Regions from separate parts of the Homo sapiens genome. Here region 2 is linked to region 1. Evidence: chromatin loops called from intact Hi-C (ENCODE). Cell type or tissue: heart left ventricle. All regions are shown on one strand.

Evidence for each region. Peaks named below come from ENCODE experiments on the same cell type or tissue, not always from the same donor. Only the 100,000 strongest peaks of a DNase experiment are listed, where the experiment ranks them.
Region 2: a loop joins it to region 1, with 2.4 times the contacts of the local background. A loop is called at or near these places in 11 of 110 quality-filtered maps.

What each region holds. Positions count from the first base shown.
Region 1 is chr2:182,759,610-182,767,609 of GRCh38, forward strand. It overlaps DNAJC10 (DnaJ heat shock protein family (Hsp40) member C10), which reads left to right. Exons shown (of 24, transcript NM_018981.4): 22 at 3,073-3,192. Among named protein-coding and RNA genes, the nearest start is that of DNAJC10, 47 kb to the left of the region's middle. In heart left ventricle, CTCF peaks have their summits at 2,461 and 3,883; no DNase peak of the experiment used is centred here; H3K27ac peaks cover 532 bases.
Region 2 is chr2:183,080,012-183,088,011 of GRCh38, forward strand. It overlaps DUSP19 (dual specificity phosphatase 19), which reads left to right. Exons shown (of 4, transcript NM_080876.4): 2 at 3,497-3,543; 3 at 7,029-7,181. Among named protein-coding and RNA genes, the nearest start is that of DUSP19, 5.3 kb to the left of the region's middle. In heart left ventricle, no CTCF peak of the experiment used is centred here; no DNase peak of the experiment used is centred here; H3K4me3 peaks cover 585 bases; H3K27ac peaks cover 650 bases.

The DNA of each region.
Region 1 (8,000 bases):
TCCAGGCAGTTACTAGATTGTGTCAGTTTTATCCCCTAAATGTCTTTCAAATGTCATTTCTTATTCATCTCTACTGCTAACCTGTTTCTTCAACCCTTTATCATCTCTTGTCTAGACTTAACCATATTTGCCTTTTAAGTGCAGTCTTCCCTTGATATACTCAGGGGATTGGTTCCAGGAACCCCCATTCCATACCAAAATCTGTGCAGCTCAGGCCTCACAGTGGGCCCTCTGTATGCAGGGTTTCACATCCTATGACTATTCTGTTTTCCATCTGCAATTGCTTAAAAAAAAAAATTCCCAGTTCAAGCAGTTCAACACAGTTCAAGCCTTTGTTGTTCAAGAGTCATCTATGGTATTATACTGTCTACCTTTGTCAGTGCTGCCCTGGTGATCTTCTAAAATATTTCCCTCTCTGACTTACTAAGTTTCTTAATATGCATACATTGACTTCAGGTGTCTGATATGAGCTCTATCTCTATTGTCCACCTCACACCTTAGATTCCAGTGTAACAGAGTACTCCAGGTTCTCTGAACATGTGTCCTTATTTACATGCCGCTCCCTCTCTCTAAAATGCTCTGTCCTTACCTTGGTCATCTGTATTTTTTCTCCTCTTACTGCAAAACTCAGCTCCGATGGCACTGCTCTATTCTCTGCCCTTCTCAGTTAATCAGTGTCACCTGGATATGTTATCAAGTGTACTGATACAGTGCATATTAATTCTTTATTTATTATTACTTGAAAGATATTTAATTTGACCAGAAATAAAAGGAGCTGGATACCAATGGAAATAATTAGTTGTAGCAATTTTGGGTTTTGTTCGGTTGGTTGGTTTTATTTTTCGGTATAGCATTGTCCATCTTCCTTTGTAAATGGCTGTCTCTTCCTGAGGGCAAAGTCCATGTTTTATTTATTTTTATATCCTCAGGGCCTAACTCAGTAAATGCTTATATAAAATTAAACTGAATACATACCCTCAATGCAGTCTGAGCTTTTGGTGTTTCTTTCTGTCGTAACAGTCTTATTAGTGACCTAATCCAGATTGATAGCTTTCTTGCCTCCATAACTCGAGGAACTCTTGCCACTAGTGTTGGTATAAAACACTCAACTGGAATGAGAAAGTCAGCTCCAGTTCCACCAGTTCACACTAAAGCTTAGCATCCCAGGCCATGGGAATTTTTTAGCAGAGGGATTTTAAAGGTCTTACTAGCTATAAAAGATTATTTTTGTTATTAGCTGGTGCATCAGATAAGAGGTTTATTCTTTCCATTCTAATCTTCTTATGCTTCCTTCTGTAATAATTCTGCTTTACTCCATTTCTCATGTACTAAAAACTTTAGTTATAAACTTTGTAATGCAACTCTATATTGTATCTAGTAGAAAATTATTAAACATGAAAAAGACCATTTATTCAACAAATTTTAAGTACCAAATGAAAAGCCATTATGCTAAGTAGTAGGGCCACGTAACTCCACATGAAAGAAAAGGAAGATGAAAAGAAAGAAATTCCATGTCTTTAAGGAGATTTTAATCTAGTGGAAAGAGAAAATGGAAATAAATATAAGTAATACAAGATAATTGCTACAGTAAAATTAGAATGAAGCTGGAACAGGGGTAGAAGGGTGTCAGTGATGCCAGAGAAGGATGTTTAGAGCACCAGAAACAGTATGGTGCCATCTCATAAGTAATTGGAAATACAAGTAAGCAAATATACAAACATTTTGTAAATGACATAGACACTTACGAAATTAACATTTCTACATTTTTCTTACTTTCGGTATGCAAGTGTGTGTGTCTGCCTACATGCTTGTGCCCTAACACAAGTTAGTCTGCATTTTAGTAAACCCCTGCCTTGGGGACGAAACTAGAGGCAGCAAAGATATTTTAAGTGTCCTGAAGTGAGAGGTGATAACTTTAATCAGGATTAGGGCATTGGTGATAGAAAGAAGGGGACAAATACAAAAGACAGATAAGAATAAATAGGATTGAATGTGATAGATGAAGGATAGAGAGGAGTCTGGATGAGCCTAATTTCTGGCTTGAACTGAATGAATAGAACGAGGAAAAGTGGGTTCAGGGGACATGCTGTGTTTGGATGCTTATGCGGCATTCACCCAAAGCAGGCCAATGCGTGGTTAGATATGAAATCGAAGAGAATGATTGGGGTACATCAGCATATAGATATGTAAAACCACCTTGGGCACCTGTTCACAGTGAAAAGATTGTTGATCAAAGATGGAACTCTGATTGGATATTATAACTTGAGGGGCAGGTAAAGGAGATCCTCATGCTGGAAAAAGGAAGAACAGTCAGAGGGGTAAGAAAGCCAAGAGAGAGTAGTGATAAATGCTAAAAAAGAAAGAAAGGAGTGGTCAGCAGTAAACATCAGTTGCGCAATAAGAAGACCAAAAAGTGCCCAGTTTGGTCAAGCGGTCACTGGTGAACTTACAGCAGTTTCAGCAGAGGGAGCAGTAAGCACAGAAGACGACTAAAATGTTGCCAAATAAGCAGACAATGGGAAGCAGTGAAACAGTAGACTGCTGCTCAGGAAAAAAAAAAAAGAGAGAGAGCGTGAGAAGCACTATGACAGAGGAACCATAATCCAGGAAGGAATCCTTTCATGATTATATACATCTTCACTGGAGAATATGTGTTCTGACAGGGAGGGACTGGAGAATACAGGTGGAGTAAGTCAGCCTTCACGAGACAAAGAGTGCCCAAAGAGTCCTACCACAGCACACCCCCAGTGAAAGGAGAAAAAGATAGAAACAGAAACATGTTTATGGTATGATGTGCCAGTAGTGGGTGGCAGGAAGAAGTTGAGACATTGCAGGATAAAGCTGCTCAGTTTTCTTGATGAGGCAAAGGAGGGTTTATTTGCTGTTGGAGAGGTGGTGCTAGGTGAATAGGGGCTTAAAGGGATAATGTGGAAATAATCTTGTTTGAGTAGGAAGAATTAAAGTTTTTTAAATAAATTCTTAGATTCAAAATGTTTTATATCCTATTGCTTTGTTGTTGCCAAAATAGTTTATGCCAAACAGAAAATGGCAAACTGTATTTTTCTTTTTCAGATGATTAAAGGAAAAGTGAAAGCTGGAAAAGTAGACTGTCAGGCTTATGCTCAGACATGCCAGAAAGCTGGGATCAGGGCCTATCCAACTGTTAAATTTTATTTCTACGAAAGAGCAAAGGTATGTCCAGACTTTCCTCTGTTCCTTCCCTTAGTAGGCCAAGCTCAAAAGATGTGTTTCAGTCTGAGTAATGTTTTTTTTCTGTTTTCTCATCCTTGTCATTTTTTTATATTATTACATATTACTGATACAAGTTTTTAAAATTTACATGTATACCAAGCGATCTTAAAAGGTTTTTTGTCTTGTGGTTGATACAGACTCAATTGCCTTAACATTTTTATACTAATGAATAGGAAAACTACTAGAAAGAGACAAAAAAAGTATTATTCGTGATAATCTTTGAGTGCTGGAATTCAAGGTAATTTTCTACTTTTCTGTGAAAGGTTATGGTGACTGTTGAGGTCACTAAGAATACTCTATAATACACACTGCTGCTTGGAATAATATTTCCTTAGTATATTTCTATTCAGTATACTTTTTACTGAATAAGTTTCAAAGTAATGAGCTTCCTTTGTGGGGAGGAAAGAACAATGATAAAGTATTTGCCATGTACTCATGTTTTCTGGTAAAACATTAAAAATAGATAATTTCAAATATTTTTATACTTTTTGTCCAGAGCTTATAGCTTGCAGTGAATGCCAAGAATGAGTTCTCAGACAATTCCAGCTGAACGGGGGCAAGATAGCTCTTCTAAGAGAGTCCACCCCAGCATTCATCCGCACAGTATTTATTGAAAGGGCTTGTTAAACCACAAACATCCACTAGATGGCTTGAGGTCCAGTCGTGAGACACCTGTGGCCTTGTAAAAGCACTCAAACTGCATTCTCAGGAGGCTGTTTTTAGCGTTCCTTATCACACCACACACTCCACTCCTGTCCTGTTTTCGGGATCAAGGAATTTCATTCTCATGCACAAATAACATACACACAGTGCCTCAGTATTTTTCCATGCCCCGACCTCAAATGCCACGTACATAAGGTTGAATATATTGCCATGCTCCCCCGATGTCTCCCTCTTCTTTAATTCTTAGCACATGCTGGTCATCCAATGCAAGGTAAACTTCTATTGTTCTTCCTTGGTCATAGATACGTTGGGTGGCAGCACAGAGCCGTCTGCAAATGCCTAGCAAACAGATAAAAAAAAGAATAAGTACAACGGCCATCACCTAAATGCATATGTTTAACCCAGACAACCAAGTGTTGGGGTTTAACCAATGAAAACTTTCTTGTAATTGCTGAAGGGTACTTGTTTGTAGTTGCTGTGACTATTCTTCAAGTTGTTCAATTTACACTCAAGAGTGGAAATTTGAGAAGACAAATAGTCGTGATAAGCCCCTTGCAGATGTGCTTTCACTCTCTCCCAAGCATATTGGGAGCTATTATATGGCAGAGGTGTGACACAGAATTATATTGCCAATCACAATGTAAATTTTGACGGGTAATGAATGCCTGCTGCTGATCCCCTAGCCATTCAAAAGTGGCTTCAAGGGTCTCTAAGTGAGACAAAATAGTTTTATCAATATTTACCTATTCCTGAAATTCATGGGTTACATTATATACCATGTGGCTTATCACTGAGGCTGTGTGAATAGATTCTGTCAGAGAAGCAGTTGCAGTAGCGGCAGTTGCTAATATAATAATAGCTGAGAGTAAAAAGGCAACTGAAGTGGCCAGAAATCTTATTTTTCAAGTATGAGACAATGCTTTTCTAAATAGGTGCAGGGTGGAATCCTCTTCCTAGCTCCAAGTTAAATTTACAGGCAGCCACCATTCTGCATGCCATTTTAAGATCATGACACAGGTTATATTTAATTATGTAACGTTTTGATGAGAGAAGCATGTAGCATACCAACTACTGGAAGAGACTTTAATACTATAAAAGGATTGATTCTGCTCTATGTTAGGAACACCTTGCCGAAACAAAAGTATATAAGGGTGCATAGTACAAATCAAGACTATGTCGGTAACATTATTATGCAGAGAGAGGGTATAGTTGCCACCGCTAGTAATATACTCACCATGGGAAAGAACCCATTCAAAAAAAGGAAGTCCTAATCTCCAAATCTGGGTATGAGCATGGCTTAAAGCTTGTTTCCCTTTTACTTGTAATATTGGTCCTAAAAGCCCATACTCTGACCAGATGATAGAACTATTGGAGGGACTCCTAAATCCAATAGTCTGATCTGCAGACATAAGATTACCATGGGGACCCTAATCAAGTAAGGTGTCATTATCAAACAGAGGCTCTTGATGCAGCGCAGGCTGTTTGCATGGCGACCACTGGATGGCCTCACACTTATATCGCCAGTCCGTACTCAGACAGCATATAGGAAGATCAGGCACTTGTGTAGCTTCATTAGAGACCTCAGTAAGATTAGTGCTAACAGCAGACATAAAGGTCAAGTTTGCAAACTTAGTATCCCTTTGGGGCTGGTAATAAAGATACTCCTGAAGAATGAGAGTAACACACTTATCATGTGCTATTATGGGGAAAAAAAGGGGGATTACTAGACAATAAAATCAAGTAGTAATTAAGTTTAATCCATCCCAAATTTTCAGTTAAGGGGTAAGACAGGGGCATCTATCAACCTCCTGTCCCAAAAGTATCATTGGATGACAAAGGCAGGTCAGCATCCCACCATGTAATAACATTAAAAACGGGGATTTAAAACATGACTCCAATAAACATGTTCTTGAGCTGATCCCACTTGGCAAAGGACAAGAATTGCCAGCCACCCCAACATCCATGTTTGTCTTACTTTCTCAGAAGTTTCCCCAGTTACCACCAGATACTTAAGAAACCGATTCCATGCGGTTGCGAGGGCTTCCACAGCTGCAAGCCAAATAGATGCCTGTTGATTCAATTTCTTTAGCTGTCCCCAGGTAGTGTTAGGTGCCTTCCAAGTCATCACCTTCATTGTTGTGGTCGATTCTCTAACAACAGGTCCTGTTCTCGAAAAGAGAGCCCCATATTCCCCGTTTTTTGTTTAAGATATATATTAAGAGTTTGATAAGCTTGTTTAACAATGGCTTGACTAGTTGAGGTATAAGGAATACTAGTTTTGTGTTGTATGTGCTAAAGTTGCAATGCATATGCAAATCGAGCACTAAGCTAGCAAGGTCTATTATCAGGTTTTATAGTTTGTGGAAGGTTTAAAGTTATAATGGATTCAAATAAATGACCAATTGCATCTTTAGTTTTTTTTCTGGTCTGGGGGTAGCATGTATTAGGCCTGTGTAAGTGTACACGGTAACGTGGAGAAATTTAAAACGTTTAAAGGGTGGATACTGAGTAACATCAGTTTGCCAAATAGCATTAGGCACCAGACCTTGTAGGTTGGCACCAAGCCTTAAGGAAAAAGGGGAAAGAGAATGCTGTTGGCAATCAGGACAAGTTTTAATAATCATGCGAGCTTGAGCAAGTGTCAAATGAAACTGTTGTTTAAGAATCCAGGCGTTCTGATGAAAAAAATCATGATCAGCTGGACTCGCAAAAAAGCAGGAGAATCTGCAGACCACATCTATGGTCATACTAGAGCATCACCTTGAGCATTCTTTTCTGATAAGGGACCAGGTAGCTTAGAATGAGAGCGAATATGTATGATGTAAAGAGGGTGATGATGGGACCGAGGAGCTCTTGTGCTGGAAGAAACAAAGCTAGTAGGGGTTCATTAGTAATGCCCTTCACATGTGCAAGATTTAAATGAGTAATACTATACACCATGTAAGCAGAATCACTAACTATATTTATGTCTTGGTGAGGAAAAGTTGGTTGCATGCTGCCTTCTAGGTTTTATCTCAGATAGCTCTGGCTTTCTTGCTACCCACAGAGGCCTGGGGCAGGAGAGTTGCTAAGATGCAACTAACTTTTCCTTATACTCCAGGGAAGCAGAAAAAAGACACGGCCAGAAAGGCTGATGCTGGAAATAGGAAATGAGAACTTGCATATTAGGAAGACTGTCATAATCAGCCACTTTCCTTCCCTCCTGTAGGCACCCCTCCAGCAGGGAAGTTTGTTGAGGAGACGCAGCCACCTAATCATACAAATGTTCGCTGACCGGGGGTATAATCTAAGAACTGTCACTTGGGCGGCCTCTAATCTACTTAAGGGGGATGGGAGGTGCTGTTGCCTGAACGGGGCCAACAGATGCAGGTCCCTTTAAGGTTGGAGGAAAGAAAGGCAATGGCTTTTCTGTAGGGGGAGGAAAAGGCTCCAGTCTGTCCTTATCCTCACTAGAAAAAATATACTCCTTATGCCCTACAGAAGGGAATCAAGTAGAGAGAGGAGCACCCCCGTGCTGTTCTGGTTCCTGTTTTTCCTCACTAGAAAAAATCTCTTCCTTATTCCCCATAGAAGGGAATGAAGCGTAGAGTGGAATCTCTCCCTTTAAATCTTCCAAATTCCTTTCAGGTGGAGATAATGGGCGATCTGGTGGGTAAAGAGGATACCACGCAGAGCGTACCGGTGCCCAGGTGGCCAAAATAGTAGCGTTAATAAAATGACCTTGCTCATTTCCTCTTTTCAGGCAGTGACCTACCTGCTTCCATAACCCTAAATCTAAGGTTCCGTGATCAGGAAACCAAGGGCATTTCTGCCAAATTAAAAGCATAAGCTTGTGTAGAGCTCCAGGATCTACAGTGCACTGGATAGCCTTAAGTAGCTGTTGCACTGTTTTAAAAAATACTTTCTGTTCTTTGGTCATTTCCTGACCCATGATAACCCAACCCCTGGTATTTTATGCATGGGTCCCATCCTCCTGATGGGAGTCAGGACTGTCCCTTACTGGGATTCCTCGAAAATTGATGAGCTCTCCTCCTTCACACATAACTTCAAGGTGATCACGTCGAGGGCACCACTTGCAGAGCTTA
Region 2 (8,000 bases), 320 kb after region 1:
ATTATCAGCTTTGTTTTACAAATAGAAACCAGGATTTAAAATTGGTGAAGTAATTTACACAAGGTAACACACCTGGTAAATAACAGACGTATGCATCAAGCCCAAGTCTGATGGACTCCTGCTGTCCATTGTTATACTAGGCTGCCTCACATAGACCAAGTTTTCAATCCTGCTCCGCCTCTAATTTACTAGATTAGCTGGTGCAAGCCATTTATCCTTTCTGGTCCTCCAAAAAGCCATTTGTAAAGATGAAGTAACAGTATCTGCTTATGTCATAGGATCCTCCTGAGGTTGTTGTAAAAGGTTTTTGATGCAAATCAATTGCAGTGTACATATAAGTTATTAAATATTATATGAATTGTTACATAGGCTGTCTTTAAATTCACCAAATAAATGTCTCTAACTAGTTTCTACAGTCCCGTGAAAAACTGTACCATATTCTTGTCACATTTACAGTGAAAAAGTGAGTTATTTAGGTAATCTGAAAAGTTCACCTAGGCCCTGCTCACCATATCTAGGAAAGAAAATACGTCCTGGCACATTTTTCAGTTATTTTGGCTTCCACTGTAGTAATCATGGCTTGGAATAATTATGGTAGAATTTTCATATATCATTCACCAATTTAGGGTCTTCATGAACTTTGCTTATTACTATTATTTGTGGACTTACCCAAAGTGAACTGATCAAGGTAGTGTTCTGAGATTGGGGTTGGAAACCTCCCCAGGATAGTGGGAGAGTCCTGGGAGGAACTTCTGAAACTAGCCCTAATAAGGTCTTCTCTGGAATGGGATACTTTCATCAGGAGCAACCTCCTCCCTTCTGAAAGCTCACCTTTTTCTGCCTAATTACAAGTGCCTCATTCCTAAAGGATCCATGGGTGGTTCCACCCGCAGTTCTTCTACATGAATGTTGAAAGAGTTGTTTCTGACCAGACTTAGTTTACGTCTGGGAGACTGGGGTTGTTTGCAGGTTGGTTCTAAGAGCTTCTTTCACCTCCTCAAAGCGACACAGCTTCCTCCCAGCATCGCATGCCAAACAACTTTTGGTTTGGGTGATGAATAAAGAAAATGAAGAGTTGTAAAAATGTAATCTTTTTTAGTTCGTAAACTCTAAAAAGTGACTGCATTTAAAAAATATTACATAGGCCCTCGAACCATTTAAAAATGGAGAAAAGATTTTAGACAGCATTTTTGTCCTAGGCTTTGAACATTATATATAGACAGATAATTATTTATTATTTATTTATTTATTTTGAGATAGGGTCTCAAAATAAATCCAGGGTGGAGTGCAGTGGCACGATCTTGGCTCACTGCAACCTCTGCCTTCCAGGCTCCAGCGATCGTCCCACCTCAGCCTCTGAATAGCTGGGAATACAGGTGCACACCACCATGCCTGGCTAATTTTTTTGTACTTTTTGTAGAGATGCGGTTTTACCATGTTGCCCAAGCTGGTCTTGAACTCCTGGGCTTGAGCAGTCTGCCCGCCTTGGCCTCCCAAATTTCTGGGATTACAGGCATGAGCCACCACGCCTGACTAAACCACCAAATTTCAATTATTTGAACCTATTTTTTCCTCTGGAGTTGGTTAGGGCTTTCTACATTAGAAAACAGAATTTTAAAAAAAATTATGAAGTATTTCAAATTTATAGAAAATTACAGAAACTAATAGACAATTATGTATATACCATTCAGCTTTAACAAATGTTAATATTTTGATAGGCTAACTTTTAAGTATAATAAAGCTGAATGTGAGCTCAGTAGCGAACCTGTAAGCTTGGTATTATCAAGAGGATATTGGCCAAACAGCATACTTGCTGGCCTTTCAGCCACCTAAAATCACATAATAAAAGTTGGCTGAATTCCCAGATGGGTAACTTAAAAAAAAAAAAAGTTTATGAAATAGAACCTAATTCAGGAAAGTAAAATACTTGAAATCTTTAAACTGTGAAACTCACTTTATTTTGACTAGTTATTCTCCATATGAACTTGCTTATTAACTAGAGCCAGTTTCCAAGTGTGGGAGATCTGGGAAGCCGGCTGTGACAGAAAGAGATTGTAGAAGGGCACAGCCCTAGTGATACATGGAGTGTGGGTGGGATCCTGCAGACCAACAGCATTTGCTCTAAGCTACTGGGTGTTCCCAAACCAGCTGGCACAAAGTCATCTTGTGGGTGTGTGGTTTTTGTAATATCCTTTTTTAAGTTACAAAATAAAGAGATGTTTATTGTAAAAAGTCAGAATGAGCATAAAGAAGAAAAAAAAATCACCTGCAACCCCATTGTTAACATTTTGTTCTATGTATACCTCCTTTCCATTTTTTAAGCATATACATATTTTTTGTTGTTATAAAAATGGATGATGGTATTTTGTAACCTGCTTTTATAACCAGATACATTGAGAACATTTTTCTTTTTTTTTTTTTTTTTTTTTTGAGACGGAGTCTCACTCTGTCACCTAGGCTGGAGTGCAGTGGCACGATCTTGGCTCACTGCAACCTCTGCCTCCCAGGTTTAAGCAAGTCTCGTGCCTCAGCCTCCTGAGTAGCTGGGATTACAGGCATGCACCACCATGCCCAGCTAATTTTTGTATTTTTAGTAGAGATGGGGTTGTGCCATGTTGGCCAGGCTTGTCTCAAACTCCTGACCTCAAGTGATCCACCCACCTCAGCCTCCCAAAGTGCTGGGATTACAGACAGGAGCCACCACTCCTGGCCAAGAACATGTTTCCATGCTATACATATTTTACCACATTTCTTCTTTCTCTCTTTCTCTCTCTCTCCCTCTCTTTCCCTTCCCTTTTGTTCGTTCGTTCGTTCGTTCCTTCCTTCCTCCCTCCCTCCCTCCCTCCCTCCCTCTCTCTTCTCTTGTCTTGTCTTGTCTTTTCTTTTCTTATCTTTTCTTTTCTTTTGTTTTCTTTCTTCTGGCTGTGTCACCGAGGCTGGAGTGCAGTGGCATAACCATAGCTTACTGTAACCCCGAATTCCTAGGTTCAAGGGATCCTCCTGCCTTAGCCTTCTGAATACCTGGGAATACAAGCATGCACTACCATGCCTGGCTAATTAAAAAAAATTTTTTTTCTATAGACAGGGTCTCACAATGTTGTTCAGGCTTACATTTCTTATTTCTAATGGTGGTAATGGCTGTATGTATTTCACTACACAATTATACCATTTTTTATTTAATGCAACAGCTATTATTGGGCTTTTAGTGTTCTTTTGTTTTTGTTTTGTTTATATTACAAACAATACTATGGTGAACATCCTTACAGCTAATCTTTGCAACATCTATAACTTTTAGGACAAATTTTTAGAAGTAGGATTTCAGAGTCCAGGAGTTTATGTAGGATGACTGTTATCAAATTGCCCTTCAGAAAGTTGGACTAAGGTCCTTCCAAGTTGTTGGTCTTTTTTTTTTAATAACAGAATTGCTGTAGAAATTTATATAAAAGTTCAAGATGATTATATTTGTGTTCAAGGTGGTATCATTTATTTCTTCTAGGGTCACAAGATGCTGCTCATGATTTGGATACACTGAAAAAGAATAAGGTAAAAAAATGCTTTAAGTCTGGCACCATATACACAGAATATTTTAATTGTTTTATTTAGGAAAAACTGTATTGGTCCATCTTTGGTATATTATGGAGTTTATTTGGTAACATTTTGGCTATCATTTCAATAGAGTTGAAAAATAATTGGCACATAATTCAAATATGTGGATCTGTAATCTGTCTTTCCAGTTTTACATTCTTCTTGATCTCCTTCATGTACCCTCATGAACCTGACCTTGGAGGCATGTCTTTCTTGCCTGTGTTTATGTAGTTCCTCTGTGTGGGATAGACTTTCCCTCATCTCTGCTTGTCCAAGACCTGTCCATACCTTAAGTCCCAACTCACATACCACGTCTTCTGTAATGCCATTTCCAGCCACTCTACTCCATACAACTGATGTGATTTATTACATATTTACTCAAAAGGATTTTTAGCCCTCTACCATTTTTTTGAGTACTGTTTCAGGTCATGGAATTGCTGTAGGTGAAGGAGTGCAAGAGATTCTTGTTCACTTGAAGCGTATGACCTAAGGGGCAGACAGAGAAGAGAGACAAGCAGCTACCGAACAGCGTTTGTGTGCTTTGATGGGGAAGTGCAGGGTGCTGTAGAAGTGCATAGGAGATGATGCTCTTAACCCATGTTTGGTTTGGTTTGTTTTTGGGGGGATAAGTGAGTCAGGGGAGACTTCCTGGAGGAAGTGATATTGAAGTATTTCTCTGAAGAGGCTAGGAAAGGAGTAGACAGCCTGTAATCCCAAGGCTTTGGGAGGCCAAGGCAGGAGGATTGGTTGACCCCAGGAGTTCGAGGTTACAGTGTGCTATGATTTTGCTACTGTACTCCAGACTGGGCGACAAAGCAAGACTCTATCTCAAAAAAAAAAAAGAAAGTAAAGTGTTCATACAGAATAAATGATATGTGTGAAGGCCCAGAAGCAAGAGAAAGGTGGATGCTTTCAGGGACAGAAAAGTTCAGTGACCCTGGAATAGAGAGTGTGAGAAAGAAGGGCACCAAGAGACAAGGCCAGAGAGAGAGGTAAGCATGAGCCAGATCACAAAAGGCCATGTAAGCCAAAGTTAGTTGTGTGGACTTGATCCAAAAGACTATGGAAAGCCACTGAGAAGTTACCCAGAGATGTAACAAGGTCAAATTTGCAGTTCAGAAAGATTTCTCATTAGAAGCAGTGTGGAAAATCGATTGGAGGGTTGCTCAAGTTAGAGATGGGGGAAACTGGTTATAAAGCTATTGCAGTAATCTAAGGAAAAGATGATAATGGCTGAGATTAAGATTTAGTGGAGATAGAATTAGATAGATGTGAGGGGTTTTTTAGAGGGTAGAATTCTTAAAATTTGATTACTTATGAGGCAGGATAGGGAGTGGGGCTAAGGGAGAAGGAGGAGTCAAGGCTGATGTCTAGCTTTCTTTGGTAACTAAGTAAAGTTATCGTTCCATGAGATTGAAAGCAACGTAGAAGGAACAGGCTTTGAAGGAGAAACAGTGTGCTCAGTTCTGAACATGTTAGGTTTTGGGTGATGTGGATCATCTAGGTGGGTGGATATGTAGGGTCTGAAGTTCAGAATAGAGGTGAATATATAGATTTAGGAATCTTCAGCTTTTAAGTAGTTACTGAAACCATTAGAATAGATGAAGCTGCCTGGGGAAAAGTGTAAAGTAAGAGAGAAGAGGGCCTATGACAGAATCTTATCACAGAACTGATAAATTGAGGAATATCACCCTATATGGAATGATCAAACAAAGAAGAGTCCGCAGTGGGAAAGGAGGATCTAAAAGAGGCCCAAAGAAGGTAAAACAAAAAGATGGTGTCATGGAAACTAAAGAGAATAGTGTTTTAAGGAGGAGAGAGTCAGCAATGTCAGATGCTGTAAAAGTTTAAGTACGATTAGGACTAAATTATATCCATGGGACTTGGTGACAGAGAGGTTGTTAGTGCGTTTGGTGGAAACAGTTTCATTTGAATTGGAGGCCAAAGCCATATTGCAAAAGATTGAGAAGTGAGGAAGTGATGGCAAAGGGAAAAAAAAAAAGAGAGAGAGGAGCCATAGGTGAGGAGGGGGAGGGGAGAGCTTTGAGCATGTTTTAAGGCTGATGGTAGAAGAAGGAATTGAAGATACAGAAAAGCAAGAATTATGACTATAGGGAGATGCCAAGAAAGTAGGAAGCACTGTGACTCCAAGCACAGGTTCTGGAATGAGCCTTATCGAAGATGCACGAGCACATCCTTCATTGTAATCAGAAGGCAGAGGGGAAGTACAGATGTGGACAAGGTTGTTAGGTTTTTTTTTTTTTTTTTTTTTTTTTTTTTTTTTTTTGAGGCAGAGTCTCGCTCATTTGCTCAGGCTGGAGTGCAGTGGCATGATCGTGGCTCACTGCAACCTTTACCTCCTGGGTTCAAGTGATTCTCAGCCTTTGGATTATCTTAATGGACTGTCTGCCTGGCTTTCTTCCACATGGTTGGTGGACTCTAGGAAAAGGGGCTCAAATACATAGATGCAAGAGGAGGAGGTTGCTCAAGTGTACCATCTGAAAGAAAATATTTTACAACCACACCTCCCCTTACTTTTCAGCCAGATTGGTTCATCAGAATCTCTGGGTATGAGACCCTGTGTTATTGATAGTTTTTAAGAGTTCATCAGGTGACTCTAATGTGCAGTCATCCTGGAGAACCATTTTATAAAGTAAAGAATATGAAGGAAAATAGGGAAATAATTCTTGAAAGGGAAGTTGTATACCACTGATACACTTCTCCTATTTAAGTTTTTATATGGATATTCACAGATTAATTCAACAAAGATTTTAAGCATTTTCTGCTAAACTCACTGCTCATTCGCTTATAACACTAAGTTAAACATGGTCCCTACCCTCATGGAGTTTCTAGTGCAGTGAAAGAGAAAAACAATCTCTAAATGGCATGAGCTATAATAGGGCAAGTCCAGGGCTATGAAAATATATAGGCCAGGTGTGGTGGCTTATACCTGTAATGCCAGCACTGTGGGAGGCGGAAGTGGGAGCATCACTTGAGGCCAGGAGTTCGAGACCAGCCTGGGCAAAAAAAGTGAGACCCGCCCCCCTCTTCTCTGAAAAAAAAAAAAAAAAAAAAAATTAGCTGGGTGTGGTGGTACACGCCTGTAGTCCCAGCTACTTGGGAGGCTGAGGCAGGAGGATCACCTGAGCCTAGGAGTTCAAGATTGCAGTGGCCTATGATTGCATCATTGCACTCCAGCCTGGGTGACAGAAAGAGACCCTGTCTCTGCATGATGATAATAATAAGTTAAAAGAGAGAGAGAGAGAGAGAAAACATATAGTAGAAGGAGCACTTCTGGTGTGGGATTGAAGCAGTATTATCATTCAAGTGAGTCGCATTTAAATTTTTTACCTTTCTTGTTATAGATATCAACACCCCAGTCTCTTTTTAGGTAACCTAATTCATGGGATTTAAAACAATCATCTTTTTTCTTTCTCTTTAAGGTGACTCATATTCTTAATGTTGCATATGGAGTTGAAAATGCTTTCCTCAGTGACTTTACATATAAGAGCATTTCTATATTGGATCTGCCTGAAACCAACATCCTGTCTTATTTTCCAGAATGTTTTGAATTTATTGAAGAAGCAAAAAGAAAAGTGAGTTTTGTTTTGATCCATAGTTCTGCAGAAGCAGAAATTTGAAAGTGTGGATCCATTACCCAATCTTTATTATTTTTATAATGAATCTCTAAAAAACAATTATGAAATTTCCCTTCTAACAATATTTCATTATTTCCTACAATTATTTGGTTAATTGCTCTTTTTTCAATGAGATGTTTAGTTTCAACATTAATTCAGACTATAAAACAGAGACTGCTCTAGACTTGTTAGTGTATTTATGATGATTAATATGCATTTGATTTTAATGAATGAGATAGTTATTGTGAAACTATGCATTTTTAGCAGTAAAATTTTAAGGCACTCTAAGGACTAAATGTGTATTGCTTTACTTAGATTGTATGAAAATGCTGATCAGAAACTGTCTGTTGGTTTTCTGAAGTTAGAAGACCAATAGCCAATGTCATATAGTACTTCAGGCTTGTTATTGAAGTCAACATTCTGACAGGCAAAGTTTCTAGGTTGGCTGTTATCAACAATTATTCCTTGAAATGTCATCATTTTTAGTCAGCAAATAATTCTTACAGACTTTATGTAAGATACGTAGATGGGAAAGTAGAAGCATTTACAGAGAGAAATAACTCTTCTGGAACACCTAACAATGACAGGATTACAATCAGGTTTAATTGAACTCTGGCCTACCTTCTCTCCCTTTATCTTTTCTCCTTCCCATTTTCTCTTCCTCTCTCCCTTCTTTCCTTTCATTTAGTAATATTTATTGAATGCCTTAGGTGCCCAGCACTGTTCTACGTGCCTTCCTACTAGACTACCCAGAAAATATAAAACTATTCAATTCTA